4 separate regions of the Homo sapiens genome follow, and all the other regions are linked to region 1. Evidence: chromatin contacts called from ENCODE Hi-C or POLR2A ChIA-PET data. All regions are on one chromosome and are shown on one strand. The core of a region is the stretch at or near the end of the contact, and the rest is flanking DNA. Distances in the headings are between cores, read along the strand shown. Region 1 holds the start of SIVA1 (SIVA1 apoptosis inducing factor). Region 2 holds the start of MARK3 (microtubule affinity regulating kinase 3). Region 3 holds the start of TRMT61A (tRNA methyltransferase 61A). Region 4 holds the start of XRCC3 (X-ray repair cross complementing 3).

Region 1 (3,134 bases), core at 104-2,603:
TTCCATCTTCCTCTTCTTGCCTGCACAGTGTTTGAATTTTTCAACTGTCCTGAGAGGGCACACGATTGCGGTCCTGCCACAGTTCCCACGGCATCATTCCCCTTACCTCCCCATGGCCCAGAATAGCACTCGCTTTCACAGCCCTAGCACACTGGAGACACCGCACAGAGGAACCTCGGGAGGCAGAGTCTTTCCCTCATTCCCAAGGCACAAGCGGCACCAGGTAAATCACACACCCCGGGTCATCCTCTAACTGCTCTACAGGTGCAGACTTTGTGTCCCAATCACTAGGCAAGGTAAGCTCCACTTTTTACCTGCCCCAGGGTATTAATCACCCCAGTCAGAGTGATGATCAATAAGATCAACACGCCTGAAATCCACAGGAGAAAGCCAGAGAAGGCCTGGGAGCTCACTGCCCTCACATCCCACCCAGAACTGGACACTGCAGCCACACGGAGTCCTATTTCGCTCTCCTGCTGCCTGGCTTCTGCCTCGCCCTCTTCCTTCCCTTCCTCTGCCTGGCTAACTCCTACTCGCCCCCACAGGATTCCGCTCAGACTGTTCTTCCAAGAAGCCTTCCGTGCCATCCCTGCAGGTGCGCCTGCACAAACCTGTGCCTGCCCCGACCACCTGTGGCGACTCCTCCTGCTGGTCTCCCCAACTAGGCTGGGGAGCTCCCGGGAGACGGGGCACATCTGTCTTGCCTGCCTTTGGTCTCCCGAGAAAGCCGCCGTGCCTGGCAGGGCCGCGCGCTCCATGAATACCTCTTGGGACAGGAGGGGCACTCTTCGGGTTGACTCCATGCAGGACGCCCCGCTCCCCAACCTCTCCCAGGACATCCTGCACGGGACAGTCCTGAGAAAGCACCAGGCGGGTGCCGCTCACTGCAGGGCGGCGACTAACCGGGATCGTGGAAGAGGGCGCGGGGGCTAGGGGCAGGGACCCTTTTCTTTCAGGCTGTTGGACAGGGTGGGCGAACGCTGGGGTCCTCACATCCCCCTCACTGACCCCAGCCCTGGGCGTGGCCAGCTTGTGTCCCCGCGGCCTCCCAGCTTCCGGGAACGCGGGGCCAGAAAGCAGGGCCCTCCAGCCCCCCGCTCAGGCCTCAGAGGGGACGCTGAGGCCCGGCCCGTTCCAGGCCCCGACGCAGCGGACCCTCGGCAGCCCGCCCGACACTCACCGAAGACCTCCTGCGAGTAGCGCTCGGCGCACACGCCGCGGCTCAACTCCCTCTGGCTCACGCGGACCTTGAGCTGTAGCGGGGCCACGTCCGCGAAGGGGCAGCTCCGCTTGGGCATGGCCGCGGGGCCGGGAGCTACGCAGCTCCCCGGCCGCCAGCCCCTTACCAACGACGCCGTGACGTCACAGCTGCGCGCCCATCCGCGGGCGAGAGCGGGTTTGAGGAGAGGGAGCGACGCGGCGCGTCATAGGCTGCGGGCGAAGTGGGAGGCGGGACTCCTGCGCGGAGCGGCGCGGGATAGGCCGAGGGAGAGATCGGGGGTGGGACTCGTGCGTCGGTGTACTGGACTCGACGCCGCGGGAAAGGCCAGGGGCCAGGTTGAGGATCAGGGTGGGCGGGTCCGTGGGAGAGATTTGTGCGCGCGCCGCTCAGGATAGGCGGGAGGAGAGACTAGGGGCGGGGTTCCTATGCGGCGCGAAGCGACGAAGGGTGGGAGCCAGGTCGCGGCATTCGGCTGCGCGGGAAGAGCCAGGGGGCGGGGGCGAGGCCGAGGGTCAGGACGGTGCAACGAGGGCGGAGCTTGTGCATCGGGGGCGGGCCTCGTTTGAGGATCGGCGTGGGATAGGCCAGGGCGACGTCGGGGCGGGTCTAGTTTGAGGAGCGGCGCGGGATAGGCCAGGGCAAAGTCTGGGGCGGCTGGGTCGGTGGCGGGATTCCTGTCAGCTTTTGTTTGGTTCCTAAACGGTAGACACTGGTTATAGTTCCTCATTTACTTCTCCGAAGTTAAGAGGCAGCCCGCTTCTTCCTAGCTCTTTTTTCCCCTTTAGAGACAGGGTCTCGCTCTGTCACCCAGACTGAGTGCAGTGGCAGTCTCGGCTCACTGTAGCTTGCGCCTCCCGGGCTCAGGCGATCCTCCCTTCTCGGCCTCCCCGGTAGCTGGGACCGCAGGCGCGCGCCTCCGCGCCCCGCTTTTTGGTTTTGGGTAGGAACGGGGGTTTTTCTGTGTTGCCTCAGCTGGCTTAGCTCCTCACTGTGGCGGTCTCCGCCTTCCAGAAGTAAAGGCGTGTGGGGGCTGCGCTCTGAGGGCCGCGTGCGGCTGCCGAGCGCCCCCGGGCGGGGGTATGCGCCGCTGTGTGGAAAATGTTCTTGCACAGCGGGTTCGTCTGACTTGGTGTCCCCATGCCGCGAGGTGCACCCGCGTCGTCCCTTCTCCGGGGTTCTGCTCACCAGAGGCGGCTCTCCCCTGCCCCGGCGGGTACAGAACCGACCCGTCCTGTGGCGTGGGCTTCGCCCTGTGAGAGATGACAGCGTGCTGGCAGCCCTCGCTCGCTCTCGGCGCCCACTCTGGCCGCGCTCGAGGGGCCCTTCAGCCCGCCGCTGCACTGTGGGAGCCCCTCTCTGGGCTGGCCGCGGCCGGAGCCGGCTCCCTCAGCTTGCAGGGAGGTGTGGAGGGAGAGGTGCGGGCGGGAACCCGGGCTGCACGTGGCGCTTGCGGGTCAGCGTGAGTTCCGGGTGGGCGTGGGCTCGGCGGGCCCCGCAATCGGAGCCACCGGCCCCAGGCAGTGAGGAGCTTAGCACCCGGGCCAGCAGCTGCGGAGGATGCGCCGGGTCCCCCACCAGTGCCGGCCCGCCGGCGCTGCGCTCGAATTCTCACCGGGCCTCAGCTGCCTCCCCGCGAGGCAGGGCTCAGGACCTGCAGCCCGCCATGCCTGAGTCTCCCCCCTGCCGTGGGCTCTTGCGCGGCCCCCTGCTCCGCGGCACCCGGTCCCATCGACCGCCCAAGGGCTGAGGAGTGCGGGCGCACGGCGCGGGACTGGCGGGCAGCTCCACCTGCAGCCCCGGTGTGGGATCCACTAGGTGAAGCCAGCTGGGCTCCTGAGTCTAGCGGCGACTTGGAGAACCTTTATGTCAAGCTAAGGGATTGTAAATACACCAATCAGCACTGTGTTTAGCT
Region 2 (3,134 bases), core at 198-2,697, 1.4 Mb after region 1:
GGTTCCTTTTATAAAACCATAGCCTGTGAGCGCTGAAAGGGACCTAAGAGCTCATCTAAGCCAATCTCTTTTTAGGAAGGAGGACAGCGAAGCCCCCAGCGGGTGTCCCTCAGCTAGGCAGTGAGTGGCAGAGCAGAGCTTCACTATACATCTGCTTTTCAAAATGTTTAACCAACTCCTTCAAAAAAGATTTGTATGGAAAGGAAACTGCCTTAATAAAGGCTGCGCGCTAGTGTTTTGGAATTCCTAAGGGGACCGCAAAGATCCCTCAGTGGACACTTAGTGACTGTGATTAAATTTAGTTCCAGACCATCTTAAAGAACGAGACCGCCCACTTGACCCAATCGATTACTCTTAATCAGCACCGGTAACATATGTTATTAATGTGACAGTCTCTCAAGAACTGCCTGACCAAGTTAAAAGCAGAGTTCGGCTAAAATAAGCACTGACCACTGCAGTGATCTGACACACACGTTTGCACAATCCATTGCGCGGCAACCTGGCCTCTCAAAGCACCGATCCGTAACGCTGCAACTCCTGGGCTTTATTAACCGACTAGACTGCCGGCATAATCGATGTACTTCGCAGACCCGCCCGCGAACAGCGGGACACGGCAGACTTCTGGAGGAAACGGTCCGACCTGGCTGCCTCCTGGGTGACTACGGCCTGCCCTCTATTTCCAGAGCGTTCGGCTGGGGGGAACACCCGACTGCAAGGCACTGCCCGAGGAGCACGAATGCCACCCCGAAGGTCCGCCAACTACAACGCCCAGGTTACTTACGTTTTCAGTGTCTCGTTCATTCACCGTTGGCAATGGGGTCCTAGTGGACATTTTACTGCACTTTAATTCTGCACAATGCGAGGGTCAAAACAAAACAGCACAGCCCTAGGAGGCCGGCGACCAGCGTCCTCGAGTCCACGGCAGTTCCGAAAAGGCGCCGTGGGGAGGGCGGCTCCCTTCCCCCTACGGCCGTCTAGATCCCGGGCCTGGCCCGGGCCGTCCCCCGGCGGGTCCCGGGGCTCATTCTCTCCCTGCCTCGGCGGCCGAGGCGAGGAGACCGGGAGGGCGGCAGTGGCGGAGCCGAGCCTGCGGGCGGCGGGCTGCGCTTCGGCCCGCCGGCGTCCCCTTGCCTCAGGGCGCCCCGCGATCCTGGGCCCCCTCACCTCCTTCTCCACTCCCTCCCGTCGCACCGCGAATTTCAGCTCGCGGGCCTCCACACAGCGCCGCCGGCGGCGCCTGAAAACGAGGAGGCGGAGGAGGATGTGAAGGAAGTGGAGCGCAAGACAGGCCGCCGCGGGCTGTGGGCGCCGACCATGGAGCGGGCTGCGGAGGAGGCGCCTGCGCCCGACTGCTTCTCCCTCTCTAGCGAGCTTGCTGCCTCAGCCTCCGCCCTGCTGGCCGCCGCTGCCGCCGCCGCACCCCGGCACCTCAGAGCCTCACGGAGCCAAGATGGCCGCCCCTCGGCTTCCTCTGCTGCCTCCGGCTGCCGGAAGTGACGACAGGCCGCCACCCGGAGTCCCGCCAATCAGCATGGCCTGAGAAAGCCGGCCCGGCTGTTGTTGCTAGGGGCGACTTGGTCCAGACCTCGCCGCGGGGGCGGTGCAGAGGGCTGGATAGTGCTGGTCGGGTCTCCGCTGACTCCCGCGGGCTGCGGGTTCCTCCTGTCCCGAGCGCGCCGGCAACCGCGAAAGAGCCGAGAAACGGCTCTGGGCGACAGCCAGAGCCCTCCCGCTGAGTTGGCATTTACACACTACAGGCCTGGGTTGGCTGGATTACAGATCGAGAGCCTATTGTGCGCAAAAGTTGCGGTTGCATCCCTGGGACTGCGCTGCACCGAATGGAGCCCCAGCATTAATTAATGACAGGGCCGGGGCTACGGGAAGGCGCCGGGCTCTTGCATCCTTAACTGTGACCCGGGAGTCAGGTTCTCGCCAACAAACCTTCCCGTCTCCGGATCTGAGCAGCTGCGGGCTGGGCGCGGACCCTGAGGGCAGCAGGCGCCTCTTGCCCTCAAGGAGCTGGTGGTCAGACGGGTGACAGACCCGGACCCAGCTAAATGCCATCCGGATGGAAGAGTGCAATAACGAGGGTGGCACAAAGGGGATGGGTTTGGGGGCGAAATGAATCTGTAGAGGACCCCAGGGACCAGCTTCCAAATGCCTGTAGGGGGTTTATAAGCAGGCTTTTCTTACAGTCAGTGCGTTGCTGCTGGAAGACTGGAAGCATCTCTGGGTGCCAGCCTCGGGCCAGGCTCGGTAGATGCCTGCAGGCTGGAACACTGGAAATGCTACCTGACCTGGAAGCCTTCCTTGCCCATTCACCTCTTCACGTGCTCGGTGCCTCTACTCAGCTCCTGGCCAGCGGTGGATGGAATCCATGGGTGCAGGGTCCGAAGAGGGAGAGTAGTGTGAGATGGGGGTGACACGAACTGTTACCGAGAGTCGAGTCTACCTTGTGGGTTCATGACATTTGTTACCTCATTTAGCCTCAGGGTAACCCTATGAGATGGGCAGACACACATGCGATCCGAAGTCTAGACAGGTACAGTGACTTGGCTAAAGTACACAGGTTGGTTAGCGACAGAGCTGGGATTCTAACCTAGCTCCCAAAGCTTGGATAATAGGTAAGCCCTTGTAGTGGGGGGCTATGTCATGCTTGCTTTCCCTTTGGTCCGTTGGCATCCCAACTCTCTTGCTATGTTTGAGACATTTCTTGCTCCACGAAATATATGTTTGTTGTTGTTGTTGTTGTTGTTGTTGTTTTGGGACGGAGTTTCGCTCTGTCGCCCAGGCTGGAGTGCAGTGGCGCGATCTCCACTCACTGCAAGCTCCACCTCCCGGGTTCACGCCATTCTCCTGCCTCAGCCTCCCGAGTAGCTGGGACTGCAGGTGCCCACCACCATGCCTGGCTAATTTTTTTTGTATTTTTAGTAGAGATGCGGTTTCACCGTCTTAGCCAGGATGGTCTCGATCTCCTGACCTTGTGATCTGCCCGTCTCGGCCTCCCAAAGTGCTGGGATTACAGGCGTGAGCCACTGCGCTCGGCCAAATATATGTATCTTTAAACGCCAGATTCACTCCCAGAGAGGCCAGAGGCTCCCAATGTTAAAACACCTGAGGACTAAGGTAACACT
Region 3 (3,134 bases), core at 367-2,866, 1.2 Mb after region 1:
GGTTCCCACAGCCCAGGCCCTGGACTCAACAATGGTGCTCACATTCATTGGTAGCAGGTGAGGATCTGATCATGGATGAGGATGGGGAAGGCTCCCCACCTACAGTGAGCTCCTCGGGGTAGCCCTGGCCTCTTTCCAGAAGGGGCAACTCTCTCTGCTTCACCATCAGCACGGAGGACTAGAGGTTGACGGTCAGTACCTAGGACAGCGCCAAGCATCAAGCTGGCCACGCCCCACCAAGGCAAGCAGGACCCTCACTAGAGCACCAGTCCTCCCCAGCTCCTCCTGGTCCATTTCCCACCACCTCTCACTCCAGTTACAGCACCAGCCTCCTAACGGGCTTCTCTGCCTCCACCTTCACTCCCTGCTGTCAGCATCCCGGAAAGATGTGAAAATAGAAACTGAGGAGCCACATGTGTCTGTAGGAAGGGCAGGCTGGAGGCTCTGACCTCCACCTTTGTGTCAATTTCTGCGTTAAACTGAGGCAGCCTGAGGAACTCACCAGACTCACAGACCACAGAGCCGGGCCGAAGCTCCAACATCATGGTGATGAGGGCGATGTCTGTGGAGTAGAGGATCTGCGTGCGGTGCGGCAGGTTCAGCGTCCAGAGCTCGGGCGTGGGGTGCAGCACATACACCCAGCCACCTCGGCCGCACGTCACCTTGGAGCCGAAGGGGCGGCCGATAAGGTCAACTGAGTGCCGCAGGACACCATGCCGGGTCTGGGTCTGTGCCCCACGCTGCACACGCACCGCCACCATTGCACCATGGCCCAGTGACAGGATGGCCGTGTCACCCTCCTTGATCAGCTCCTCGTATGCCACGAAGCTCATGGTGCTAATGTCTGGCAAGGGCCAAGGACCTGGGGAGGGGTGTGTGTAGGCATGAGCAAGTCAGGAGGCAGGATGAGGGCCTAGGGTCTAGGTAGAAGGCTTCGAGGCCTACATCCCAGCAGTGGGCATGGGCGGGGTGTGGCTAGCTCAGCCTCAGTCTCTGCCACTGCCTGACAGGGAGCCCAATAGCGCTGCACTCTGGCCTGGCCTCTGAAGCCTTTCTTGGTCTAGGACAAGAGACAGGGACTATGAGCCTAAATCAGAGATGAAAAGACTGAGGCTTGGCAATGGCGGAGTTCGGTCCCAAGGATTCCCGGAGTGAGGACCCGACCCTCCCATCACCCTTCTCCAGGAGCTTGACTCCCATTCCCAAGATGTGAGATGAGGAAGCGCCTTTGCGAGGTGTCCACCGGCGGGGGAGAGGCAAATGGTCAATGAGGTCACCTCCAAGCCAGGCTTGATTCCTCACCCCAGTCTCCCCCACGGGGGCTAGGTGGCAGGGTATGACAGAGGATTCAGGGCTCCCCAGTAAGGGGCTGGGGACGCGGAGCTGGCCGTCCACGCAAACACCGCCCAGCCGATGCAGAGGCAACAAGGGGCCAGGCCGGGCCGGCGGGGGCCGCCCATGCGAGGCTGGAGGGACAGGCCCTGCGCGCCGTGCCCGGCCCGGGTCACCCTCACCCGCGCCCTGCCACCCTGTACCCCGCGGAGTCTCACCTGCGACGCTCCTGCTGCCGGGGCTCCACACGTGCCTCCGCGACGCGCGGCGGCGGCGGCCACAACACTTCCGGCTCCGCGCCCGCTGATGACGTCGCGCCCCGCCTCCGCCTCCCCCTCCCCCCCTCCGCGCACGGGATCCTGGGAGCGCCAGGCTGCCCTTCCCGCCCCTCCCAGAGGACGTTTCCTGGGCGACTTCTTCCCTCATGTGAGCTGCTCTGTTTACATTTGCTGGTCGCTGGAAGATCGAAAGACTGGACAAAATCCATATGGCGGCCGGCCGGCGCGGTGGCTCTCGCCTGTGATCCCGCGCTTTGGGAGGCCGAGGCGGGAGGTTCTTCTGAGCTGAAGAGTTCGAGACCAGCCCGGGAAACGTAGTGAGACCCCCACCATCTCTACAAATAATAACAAACAAACAAAAGGTCCCCCCGCCCCGCCGGCCGCGGGTTGCCGTCGCACCCAGGCACATTTGAAGGGCGGCAGGAGCCAAGGCCTGGCTGTCACTGCTGTCCCGGACCCCTTTGACGGCCCCTGGGGGTTCACCAGAGGGCTGGCCCGTGGCTCACTGCCCAGTCCTCTATGAGGACACTTCGCCATAGACATTTTGTTATTGCAGACTGCTCTGGGAACACCCCTGACTGGGCCCTAAAATGAATTCCAGAAAAGGAATCGCAGGTCAAGGGGCGGTTCTAAAAGGCTTGGGCTAGGGTCAGCCAGAGCTCTGTGCAGCAGATGGGGGCCTGGAAAAGTCTGCAGAAGTGGCCTTCCGCCCAGGCCCTGCCTCCCCCGACGGGGGCACGTTGTCCTGAGTGCAGAGCTGCTTCTAGGAGGGAGTAGGGGTCCTGTGTCCCCTCCTGCGAACCAAGGCATAATGAGAACTGGATGACTTGGGCCCACTTTTGGGTCTGGTGAGCAGCCTGGGCAGGAGACTGGAGGAGGTGCTGCTGGAGGATGGGCAGAACAGGGAAGCGGGAGTGGCGTTCTGTCTCAGCAACACCATTCCCAGCTGGCTCCTCTGTGGAGTGTGTGTGCAGGGGAGCGGGGGCAGGGGACACGGATTTTCTTCCTCCAGCTCTTAGCTCTCAGGACCAGAGCTTGGAGAGGAACAGAGACCCCCCTACCCAGCCTAGGGTTTAGCCTGCGCCCGAACCCAAGCCAGTTAGCAATGACCCTAGGGCACCCTCCCCAGTCACTCAGCCACTCCAGCCTGGTAAGATGAGGTGGCCAGGCTCCTGCAGAGCGAGCTCCCCTCTGGAGCCCTGGCAGCCTGTAGAGCACTCTCAACTCTCTCGCCTCTGGGGCAGGCCAGGCCAGGCTGTTTGTGGCCCTTGCATTGGCTTCTCAGGGTCCATCATGGAAACCTAGGGGTCCAACCTCAGCCCCTCTGTGTCCCTGCCCTAGCTGCGGCTGAGAGCCCCCAGGAGTAAGCTGGTGAGAGGCCTTCCATGGCCTCCCACTCTCTGTGGGCTCCTGTCCCTGTGGGGCCACCACGCTGGCCACCAGCTGCCTCTACTTCTGCCTTACAGCCTCCCTGCCTTCTGCTCTCAACGTTGAAACAGCCCCCTCCACAGCTCCCGAACCTGT
Region 4 (3,134 bases), core at 198-2,697, 1.0 Mb after region 1:
TGGTAAAATCCACAGAACAGAAACTGGACACACCTGTTAGCGCACAGCCAGTGGGATTAAATGCACTCGGGGCCTTCCCAGTTGGCCAAGGGGCTGGTGTGAGGCAAAGGCACCTCCGATCAGGTCACAGGGAACCCCACGGGAGGCCCAGCGGATGGCCTGGCTCAGGGACCCCACGCCCACGCCCCAATGTCTGCAGGAGTGGCCTGGGCAACTCCTGCCGTGTCTGGGCCCATGGGAAACGGGTGCAAATCTGCGGTCTCCTTCAAACTGTCCAGTGGGCGACTGCGACCTCGCTTCCGAGGTGGAGGGTGGTATAGACGAAGGGAAACGGGGGGCAGCCTGGCCCGCAGACTGGGTCCTGGCCCTCCTTCCGAGCAGGAGGTGGCTTCGGAACCGGCCACCCGCCCGCGGCACCGACGCCTCCCCCGGTTCCCGGGAGGGACCCCTGCGGGGCCGCCAGCTCCAGCGCTTCCGCGGACAGCACGCGCCCTCCCCACCGAGCCTGCGAGGAAGGCGCTCCGCCTTCCACTTTCTCGGGAGCGAGCCCCAGCTCTCGGGACGCAGTCCACACGCGCTAGCCCAGCACGAACCGGCCTCGGGCAGGGCCGCACCCACCCCCGGGACCAGCCCGCGCCCCGCACCCCGCCTCCCGGCGCCCGCCCTGGACAGGTGCCTCCTGCCCTCCCGGGACCCCCGCACCGGGACACCGCGCGCCTCCCGCCCTCCCCGCGGGCGTAGGAGCCTGAGGCGGCGGCCCGGGGACGCGGCCAACCTGGGAGAGAGCGGGGGCGGGGGCCGGCTGGGGAAGGGGCCGCCCGGAGGCGGAGGGGTCGTCGCGGGAGCCTGGAAGCCCGCGGGGCCGGGCCGGGGCGGCGGGGCGGGTCGGAGGCGCTGGCCGGGGCGACGGCCACCCACCTCCTTGTCCGGGACCCACTGCGGCTCCTCCAGGCCGAACGGGCTTCCGAAGGCGCGGTGTTCGGGCACCATGCGCAGGCCGCTCGGGGAGCGCACCAGCTTCTTGGCGTCGCGGCGCGCGGACACCTCGGAGGACATGACGCCGCCTCAGCCTCTCGGCCAGCGGCCCCGCACCCGGCCCCTCGCCCAGCCCGGGGCACCGCCCGCCCCGCCCCGGTCCGCGCGCGGCTGACAGCGCCGGCGTCCAATCGCCAAGCCCGCCACGGAGCGCGGACTAATCGGAGCTTGAACTCCGCCCCATCGCTGCCCTCTCCAATCCGTGTAAGGGCACCGCCCCTGCAACCCTGAGGTCGATCACCAATCGGCGGCGAGGGCTGGCCCGGGTACGCTCCGCCCCTCTCAGGGAGATTGAGACTTTGGATTGGTTAGTTAGTCAGTCACGTTAGCGCCGCTTCGTCTCTGATTGGTGTAGCCCACTCAGGGTGCTAGGCGCCTATTGGAGGAGAAGGCCGAGAGGAGCAGGACGGCGGGAAGAGGAGTGCGGAACCCGCGGGAGGTGAGGCCCGCCGAGCCGGGCTGCGAGCCGGGCTGCGAGCCGGGCGGCAGCGGGGTCGGAGGTCGTGGGCGGCAGCGGGCGTGAGGGGTGAGGCAGGGTCAAGGGGCGGGGGCGGCCGCGGGTCTCCATTGCCCGAGCCTGTGGGAGCAGGCGGGCCTGGGGCTGCAGCACTCACCCCGGGAGCCCCGCCGCAGCTCGGGTAGCGTTCAGGCACCTCGCCGGGGCCGGGCCGCGTGCGTTCGGAGCGGGGAAGGCGGTCTCCGGGGCCCCCGGTGCGCGCGGGGAGGCGTCCGCTCAGGGGAGGCCGAGGTGGGCCCGCGGCTGCGCCCCCGGCCTTCGATGCCTTCGCTCGTCCGCCTGGGACCGCGCTGGCTTCGCATCGAAGTGGGAGAGGTCTGAACAGTTATTTTAATACTTTGATTTGGAAAGAAAATCCTTTAGGCCGGGCGCGGTGGCTCACGCCTGTAATCCGAGCACTTTGGGAGGCCGAGGCGGGCGGATCACGAGGTCAGGAGTTCAAGACCAGCCTGGCCAACATGGTGAAACCCCGTCTCTACTAAAAATACAAAAATTAGCTGGGTGTGGTGGCACGTGCCTGTAATCCCAGCTGCTTGGGAGGCTGAGGCAGGAGAATTGTTTGAACCAGGACCCGGGAGGCGGAGGTTGCAGTGAGCCGAGATCACATTACTGCACTCCAGCCTGGGCTACAGAAAAAGACTCCATCTCAGAAAGCACACAAAAAAAAGAAGAAAATGTTTGTTCATCCTGCCTTTAATTCCTTATTACAAGGCGTGAATTTTTATTGTTTTTTTTGAGACAGTCTGGCTCTGTCATCCGGGGTGGAGTGCAGTGGCGTCTTCACAGCTAGGCACAACCTCGACCTCCCAGGCTCTCAAGTAGCTGGGACCGCAAGCGCCACTACACTGGCCAGCTATTTTTCTTTTTTTTTTTTTTTTTCGGTAGAGAGTAGGTCTTGCTGTGTTGCCCAGGCTGGTCTTGAACTCCTGGGCTCAGGCGACCTTGGCCGCCTTGGCCTCCCACGGTGCTGGGATGACAGGCATCAGCAGTGTTGAAGCCTGTGAGGTGGGGTCCCTGTGGCTGACTCTGCCCTCTCCTGGGGCCATTGGCAGTGCAGGGGTCCTTGTGTGTGGAGGAAATAAGGAGATGATCAAAGTATGATTCCACGAATCACACGGTTTATTGTCAAAGAAGATTTGTTCTCGGGTTCACAGTGCTCAGAGGGGAGGAGAGGGGAGGAGGTGAAGACACCTGGCAGGGAAGCAGGGCCTCCATGGATGGGGTGCATTCACGGCAGGGAGGTGAGTGGCAGAACGGCCAGGGTCCGGTTGCTCTGCTGGGATGGAGCGGGCCCCTGGAGAGTGAGATCTGGTGAGAGTTCGAGGTTTGCCTTGGTAGCAGTGGAGAGCGTGAGAGCGGGAGCTCTCTGAGAAGCTGGGACCGAGGTCCAGCTCCCAGGCCAGCAGCGTATAGCTTGCCTCAAAGCATCTGCACAACCTTCAAGCTGATGTCTGTTTTTGCAGTCCAGCAGTCAGGGTCAGTAACTCACATAAGGGAGTGTCTGACAAGGTTTAAGTGGCATTCCCAAGGTTGCGGAGTTCACTCAAGTCCTCACATATGTGGTCTGATAAGACATCACACT

Evidence for each region. Hi-C counts contacts between places; a loop is a spot of excess contacts on that map. ChIA-PET counts read pairs that join two places held with the same protein, here RNA polymerase II (POLR2A). Pooled maps may share reads with other maps.
Region 2: a map of CD8-positive, alpha-beta T cell shows a loop between it and region 1 (9-fold over the local background). The contact joins the promoter of MARK3 here to the promoter of SIVA1 in region 1. A Hi-C loop is called at or near these places in 1 of 168 maps with a recorded cell type or tissue (CD8-positive, alpha-beta T cell) and 7 of 50 pooled maps. POLR2A ChIA-PET finds 5 or more read pairs at or near these places in 1 of 52 experiments (activated T-cell).
Region 3: a pooled map shows a loop between it and region 1 (12-fold over the local background). The contact joins the promoter of TRMT61A here to the promoter of SIVA1 in region 1. A Hi-C loop is called at or near these places in 1 of 37 single-sample maps with no recorded cell type and 7 of 50 pooled maps. POLR2A ChIA-PET finds 5 or more read pairs at or near these places in 1 of 52 experiments (OCI-LY7).
Region 4: a map of B cell shows a loop between it and region 1 (21-fold over the local background). The contact joins the promoter of XRCC3 here to the promoter of SIVA1 in region 1. A Hi-C loop is called at or near these places in 2 of 168 maps with a recorded cell type or tissue (B cell and CD4-positive, alpha-beta T cell), 1 of 37 single-sample maps with no recorded cell type and 11 of 50 pooled maps.

What each region holds. Positions count from the first base shown.
Region 1 is chr14:104,751,366-104,754,499 of GRCh38, reverse strand. SIVA1 (SIVA1 apoptosis inducing factor) reads right to left here and starts at 1,353. Exons shown (of 4, transcript NM_006427.4): 1 at 1,181-1,353. The coding sequence starts at 1,298. The region is part of intron 2 of LOC107987209 (a long non-coding RNA gene); the gene reads left to right. RefSeq lists enhancers at 1,258-1,327, 1,338-1,387, 1,033-1,534, 2,238-2,327 and a silencer at 1,488-1,857.
Region 2 is chr14:103,383,728-103,386,861 of GRCh38, reverse strand. It overlaps MARK3 (microtubule affinity regulating kinase 3), which reads right to left and starts at 1,447. Exons shown (of 18, transcript NM_001128918.3): 1 at 782-1,447. The coding sequence starts at 832. RefSeq lists enhancers at 511-700, 641-1,630, 1,631-2,622 and a silencer at 981-1,170.
Region 3 is chr14:103,527,678-103,530,811 of GRCh38, reverse strand. TRMT61A (tRNA methyltransferase 61A) reads right to left here and starts at 1,616. Exons shown (of 4, transcript NM_152307.3): 1 at 1,551-1,616; 2 at 503-862. The coding sequence starts at 833. RefSeq lists silencers at 1,460-1,629, 1,640-1,689.
Region 4 is chr14:103,713,764-103,716,897 of GRCh38, reverse strand. It overlaps XRCC3 (X-ray repair cross complementing 3), which reads left to right and starts at 1,447. Exons shown (of 10, transcript NM_005432.4): 1 at 1,447-1,474. ZFYVE21 (zinc finger FYVE-type containing 21) reads right to left here and starts at 1,088. Exons shown (of 7, transcript NM_024071.4): 1 at 919-1,088. The coding sequence starts at 1,056. RefSeq lists silencers at 275-354, 415-484, 585-664, 855-1,424, 1,505-1,764 and an enhancer at 1,961-2,646.